Regions from separate parts of the Homo sapiens genome. Here region 1 is linked to region 2. The links are chromatin contacts, found by Hi-C or POLR2A ChIA-PET in ENCODE. All regions are on one chromosome and are shown on one strand. The core of a region is the stretch at or near the end of the contact, and the rest is flanking DNA. Distances in the headings are between cores, read along the strand shown.

Region 1 (3,599 bases), core at 817-3,316, 42 kb after region 2:
CATCATTCAGCCATGCAAGACTGCACTTCAGTTGTGAAGGCTAGAAGCAAAGACTCCTCTTTCAAGAAACTGGTGGTGAAAGAAAGCAGAAAGAACGGACAGAAGAAGGAAACTGCAGGAAAGAAGAAATAAAGACCACCAAACTGATCTAAGTTATTATTATTAATTTTAATCAGATGACTACAGTTTATTTTAAGACTGAGACAATGGACCCAAACATAGGAGAAAAACTGATGTAATCATTTTTTGGGGTAATTTATGAGACATACGTCCCTGGAGGCCAGGAGGAATGGGAGAGGATGTAATCAAACACAAGGCTGAGCTGCTTCTCCTTCAGAGATGGACTAGTTTCAGCAACTGCCACTCCCTGCCCTCCAGATGTCCAAGATAGTAAAAGAGAAAAGAAGTGCATCAGATAAAAGTGATGCAGAGGGTTCCACTACAAACCACAGTCCCTCTATGCCGTGTTCCTGAGATTCTTTTTCTCTGTTTACATCCAAAGCCATGAGTAGCATAAAAAACAGTCATTCTCTTCTGAGTTGCATATGCTTTAACAACAACAACAACAACAAAAGACAGGAAGAAAAGCTTCATCCAAGGCAGAAGTTCTGCTTAGACTCTAGTGGGCTCCTCCATTTCTCTCCAGTGTTTTGTCAGCTTGTGTTATAATAGAAACCTGAGCTTGCAGTGGGAAGAGTGGGTTGAATCTGATTTTTGCAAATTGGTAATTATCTTGGGAAAAGTTAACCAAGTTACCTGAGCCTTAGTTCTGTTCATCTGTAAAATTGAGGGTAGTAGTGACCTTGAAAGTGGTCATGAACATTTAATGAGAAGACACATAGAGTATGTGGGACATGCACTTATGCTAGTGGGTCCTCAGTAACTGCTTTTTGAGAGGAGATTCAGTAAATTTCAAGATGGCAGAGTCTGTGTCTTATCCCCTGGGTTTGTGTCCTGGGGTGAGGGGGCTGACATCTTCCTTAATATGTCTGTCTTGAAGGCTTACCCCTATTGCGTTAGTCTCTTACTAGATTGCTTTCACCTTCAACAACTGTTGCCTTCTGTTTCACTTCCCTGAATAGGTGTTATTCTCTCTCTGTGCTTTCATTGTTCACAGGCTACACATTCTGCAACTGTTGTCAATTACATGCTGAGATGTCCATGGTGAATCTGTTGACCTTTCAACGGGTGTTTTAATTTTAGGAGAGGATGGTGGGAAGAAGGCAGCGCTCAACACTGTGGATCAACAGTCTGGTTCCAAACACAGGCCAAACCTGCAAATGTGATCCACAGATGTGCATCCTTGGCATCCCCTGGTAGCTTGCAAGAAATGCAGATTCTCAGGTCCTACCCAGAACCCTTTGAATTGGAATCTGTATTCTAGCAAGATCCCTAGGTGATTTATATGCACATTAAAGTTTGAAAAGCACTGTTTTAGGGAAATAACTATTTCATAAGGTGGTTTTGAGGATTTAATGGGAATACATGTACAGAACACCTAATGCATGTAGATGTGTAATAGAGTGCTTAATAAATACTCCTGGCAAATCCCAAGAGAGAAGAAAGAGCCCTCTGTCTCCAGGGCCAATGATGTATAAAGCAGATAAAGAGAAAGGACAAACAACGCAGCACTCTTTAGAGTACTAAAAAAGGAGGTGTGTGTATGTGTTTTGTTTTGTTTTGCCAGAGGAAAGGAAAATACTAAAGGCAGAGGAAGGAATGAAAAAACTGGCAAGTAAGAGCGAGAAAATATGGAATGGAAAAACAAAGTACTTAGGAATGAAATACCTTGAGGTGGTGAAAGAAGAAATAAACAAGGGGTAAAGAGCTCTTAAAATGTACCAGTGCTGAAAATTTGGATGAGGGGAAAACTAGATTTCTCCAGATTGGCAAGGAGGTGTGAGTGTGTGATGTGTAAAGAGAGACAGCCAAACTCAAGTGATTTAGCATAAGTCTGGCTTAAAAAGTTTAATAGTCCTCGTGTAACATGGTAAGCTTGTATTTTGAATTTTCACTCAAGGACATCTTTGTTCAGAGGAGCAGCGTGGTTTGGTTTTGTGCCCGGGTGACTGGAAGGAGTGGGAGGCAGGTGGCCAAAATGGGGACTGTGGGGTTGTGTTGAGGTGTCAGCAAACAGGCAGGAGAAGTGCTGGCCCTCAACAACAGATTCTTTTTGGGGTTCCAGGTGACTGGGTGAGTTTACTGTTAATCACATCCACACAAATGGGTGGGAACAAAATCACAGCCCCTATTCTACATCATGTGGATGGGATGGTGCCAGCATGTGGGCTGTGTTAGGGACACAGTGGCTTTTTCTAGGAAGTGAGGGAAGGTCTCAGCATTAGAGAGTGGAAGGAGACATTCTAGCTCCCTTCTATCCCACCTCAGCCCATGCCAATGAAGCATTTCAAAGCAGGAGGGGGAAGAGGGAGAGTCTGGCAATACAGGGATGAGAGAGAGAGACAGAGAGACATAGAGTGAGAGCGAGAGCTCAGTAAGCTTACTTAACTTTTGTGAATCTCTACTTTTCATCTGCAAAATGGGCCCTGCCTCTCTAAGATGTCATGAGGTAAATTAGTGTCAGTTCTTTAGAAAACGTTCTAAGACAAATCTTAGCCTTCGACAAAGATGGGAACTTAGAAATCTTATAGAACCAAATCCCTTCCTTTCACAGGCAAGGAACTGAGACTGGGGCAGCCAAGAGTCTTGCAGATCTTGCTTAGGGACACAGAGTTCTTAATAACAGATCTCCAAGTGGAACCCAGGTTTCCCAGTTCCCAACCTAAAGCTTAAAACATTGGGAAGCTCGTTTTACCATTTTCTATGTTAAATTCAGGAGATGAAGGGACTTGCACTTTAATTTCTGGATCGTTGACTTTGTTGACCTTCACTGCTAGGGCAAAGATCTATGCTTAATGATAAGTGTTTTAACAGTGGGTGATTCTGAGTCTGACTTTTTATTTTGCTGAAAGGAATAGCCTTTACATTTTACTCAAATTTTAACTTTTGGCGTGGCTCATTTTTATTACCTTTGTAATTACAGTGAATTCAGCATGCTTCACTGTTGTGGAATTTGTTGGTGTCTTGGAAAGATCACAGATAGGCTTTGACATACACAAACCTGGCTCAAATCCTACCTCTGCCACTTATTTGCGCTCTAACAACTCTGGACAAGTTCCTTAATTGTTTGGAGCCAGTTTTCTTTATAATAGATTCTACCTATTATGTTATGGAGTTATATTAATTATGAAGTTGTTTGATAGTATTAGAAATAATGTTTAAAAGTGCTTAGAATTAGAAAAGCGTCTGGAATATAATCAGAGTTCAATAAATGGTAGCTATCCACATCAATAAATACTCATTAAGCACCCAACTGAACAAAATATGATGGTTGATTGGGAGCTCAGTCTCCCACAAATAAAATATTTGCCACATGTCTTCACTGATCTGCCATAGTGTCTACATTGGAGGTAGCAAAAGTAGTAATTTAATAGTCTATTATCCAACCCCATCCCAAAACTGAAGTTGAACCCCTGACTGCAGATAATTGTTGAAATACTCAAATAATATTTCCTGCAATGCCTTAGCTACCCTTCTTT
Region 2 (3,438 bases), core at 635-3,134:
GCAATCAAAAAGGAGACGCCTCTGAAGAAACCAGATCTGCCAATACTTTGATCTGGGACTTCCATCCTCTAGAACTGCGGGAAAATAGATTTCTGTTGATTAACCCCCACCAGTTTATGGTATTTTGTAAGGGCAGCCCAAGCTGACTAACACACACCTGAAGGGTTTTAGGTCCTAGGTAACATGACCCTCTCTTTCCACCCATCCACCATCTATCCATCTCTCTGGTGGTGGTGTGATGGCTAGGCTGCAGGCTGGTGGCCAGAGGCAGGGAGTGTGGCCCAGCAGTTCTCTCAATAGTTAGATGGAGGACAGGTGATGAACAGGCATATTGGGAATGGGAGAAGTACAAAGCAGAGAAAGACTTCCAATGTAAAATTGGCAGTATCTGGTGATTAGATATTTGGAGTTGAGGGGATCCTCAGAGGGAAAGACCAGTGAATGCCAGATGGAGAGTAATGAGGTCCTGTGGAGGGGGAGATTTGGTTGGCAACATTTCAATAGCATCTTTCATTGACAGAGATTTATTATTGCCTGAAGTAATACAAGACACATAGGTGGGACCCAGAAATTAGAGCCCATATTTCACCCTCTTCTAGGCAAGGTGAGCTAAGGCTCTGTTTAGGTGGGAGATTGGCAAAGGCCATTCTCTCCTTTTGCAGGTAGCCCTTTGCCAAGGGGACCCCAAGTATACCTATCCCATGGGAGCAGCTCAGTGTCCAGGTAGGCTGGGCTCTGCCCCTACAGATGTATCCAAGAATAGGGACAGAGAAAAAAATATAGAAGAAAATAGATTAAAAAAAAAAGATTTAAAAAAAGGTTAATAATAGTAAAAATAATAGAAAAACATAGGTTAAAAAGAATTGACAAAACTTTAGGCATAAATGAGCGCCTCCTCTGCCTCATTGCAGCTGCTACAAGCTCCCCACCCCAGCATCCTCAACATCCCCATCCTCTAAGTGTCCTGGCTGACTTTGTTCTCAGGGGAGCCTGTTAGTAAGGCACCACTGCAAAGCAGCCATGATGGCAACATCATATGTATGGGACGGTATTTGAACAGGGAAAATGGATTAATTTGGAATTTATGTTCATTCCCAATAGGAGCTAAAGTTGACATTTACTTTAGAAATACCAAGAAAAAAAATAAACCAAATTGAGTAGAATAGACCAGATTTCAAGAGAATGCTTACCTCCTCAAGGGAAGGAAGTGTTTTCCAGTGCTTCAGAAGGAATCATTTGCATATAAACAATGCCCTCATGGGCTGAGGCCAGTGTGGCTCAAGCTGCCTCCTTAGAGCTAATTATAAGTCATTTTTCTTTTTTAAAGCAGTGTTTCTTCCACTGCACCTCTCCTGCTTTGATGCTGCCTGCACTTGAAGTTAAGAAAATCTCATTTCCTCATTCACAGACACCATTTCAAACTTTCTTAATTTAAGCAGATTTTCTTTCTCAAATACTAGAATACAAATTAGGGAAAAGGAAAAGATAGATTAAAAAGGATTGACAAAACTTTAGGCATAAATGAATGTCATTTGACTTATTCTCCCTGCCATTCTACCTCTCTTAATTTCTATTTGCTGCTGAAAAGCCTGAGCTGGGCTCAATGCCCTGGGTCTCCATGAACGTGTTCCCAGCCAGCCAGAGAGTGATCCTCTTTCCAAACTGGATCTCTGGCAATCTGCAAATCTGCCATGGCTTACACGGCAACTGTATAGGGAATTTTTCTTCCTAGAAAATGCAAAGAGATGATGTTTTCTGATTAAAAGGGGAAAAAAGCCTAGGTATTTTCACTTAAGATTATAAAATCTTTCATTCATGTTGTGCACATCCACAATGCTGCCACTGTTTTCTTTTCCTGACCCTTAGACTCTCAGTTGGGCACTGCCCTTCTAAGGTTTGAACATGAAGACAATGACTGCTTGAATCACCACTCAGGGCACAAACAGCCCTCAAGCACTCTCTGAGGTTTTTTTTTTTCCTTCTTCTCATATCTGTTTAAACATTTCAACTCAGCGTGCACTGTGTCTGAAAATGGCTCTGATGTAATTATTTACAATGATACCTCTCTGCCACAGCCTGTAATTCCCTCTTGATTAAGATGGTGATATTGATTTAGCTGGGATTGCATGCAAATAAACCATGACATCGGGAGAAGTGTAGTTTTTCAGTACGCCAGTGTGTCGGTGATTTCCATTTAGTAGTCGTTTCTCTCACCCATATGGCTTGACTACAGCATTTATACAGATTAGTAACTGTCTACTAGGCTCAGATATAAACTATAGTCACCAAAGTTCTCATCTGGAGCCTTTGTTTAGGTTGTACCTTTCAACCACAGCCATCTCCGCTCTACATTTATCAGAGTGATCGAAGAGGAATGAGCTCTCTCCGTTGGCCAAAAGCTCGTGGTACTTCAGAGGGAGACAGGTGGAGGAGGCGATTGAGAAAATATTTTAGGGCAATGGAGTGATTTGTTAGTTGGCCACTACACAAGAGTCTGTGTGGCATTCTCCAGCCATGTATTGAAGGCTATAATCTTTTAAATAAATAGTGCCAGTTCACATTTACTTGGCGCAAAATTTGCAGTTGTAGATCTTTTCAAGGGTAAGGAGAAAAAAAAATGCTTTGGGAGGGCATAACTATACCTACCACCCAAACAGACTTTGTGCTACCTGGAGTTCCAGTGTAAGGAGGGATCAGGAAGAATGAGTGCCATTGAGGACAAATCTAGGAGCAGTGGATTGACAGGGATTCCTTGCAACGTTAATTTGGAAAGTGTGTAATTCAAATAAAACTGATGTCTGAATTAAAAGGGATGCTTTTGTGTGTGCATGAGTAAATGTTATGAGCTATAGAAGATTAAAGAGGCATGACAACTAAAGGCAATACTTAATCCTAGGCTGGATCCTGTTGTGTGGGAGAAAAAAGACATTATTAGGTCAAGCAACCAATTGGAATATGGACAATAGATTAGATTAAATTATTGCATCAATGTTAAAATTGCTGAAGCTGACAACTGCAGCGTGGTTATACAGAAGAACACCCTAATTTTAGAAAATACACATAATGTACACCACTTACTCTTAAGTGATTCAAAAATTATATATATGTGATGTTTATCAGAGAGAGAAAGGCAACAAATGATAGCAAACAAGTGAACTGTTAATAATAGGTGAATGTGGGTAAAGGGTATATGGGTGCTGTTTTTTCTATTTTTCTTGCAATTTTTCAGTATGTTTAAAGTTATTTCAAAATAAAAAGCTAAAAGAGAGGGTGAATGCCTTTAAAGGTCTGACCCAAAGCTTGTCTGACTCAAAACTCTTTTGCCCTGGGGTAAGTAAAAATTCTGACTTTGCTTTTTTGGTGTCAGCGAACAAGTATTCCTGTGCTGCTTCCTTCCTGTTGTCCTCTTTCTGCAAAGAGTTTACTGGGAGAAGATAT

The links. Hi-C counts contacts between places; a loop is a spot of excess contacts on that map. ChIA-PET counts read pairs that join two places held with the same protein, here RNA polymerase II (POLR2A).
Region 1: a loop to region 2 is called in a map of endothelial cell of hepatic sinusoid, with 3 times the contacts of the local background. The contact joins two enhancer-like sites. A Hi-C loop is called at or near these places in 1 of 168 maps with a recorded cell type or tissue (endothelial cell of hepatic sinusoid). POLR2A ChIA-PET finds 5 or more read pairs at or near these places in 4 of 52 experiments (A673, HEK293, PC-3 and 1 more).

What each region holds. Positions count from the first base shown.
Region 1 is chr14:58,738,710-58,742,308 of GRCh38, forward strand. No RefSeq gene overlaps it. Among named protein-coding and RNA genes, the nearest start is that of LINC01500, 88 kb to the right of the region's middle. Within about 2 kb of position 2,067, at least 2 of the 41 ENCODE cell types and tissues checked have a DNase peak (open chromatin) inside an H3K27ac peak, as active enhancers do.
Region 2 is chr14:58,696,472-58,699,909 of GRCh38, forward strand. No RefSeq gene overlaps it. Among named protein-coding and RNA genes, the nearest start is that of DACT1, 60 kb to the left of the region's middle. Within about 2 kb of position 1,885, at least 2 of the 41 ENCODE cell types and tissues checked have a DNase peak (open chromatin) inside an H3K27ac peak, as active enhancers do.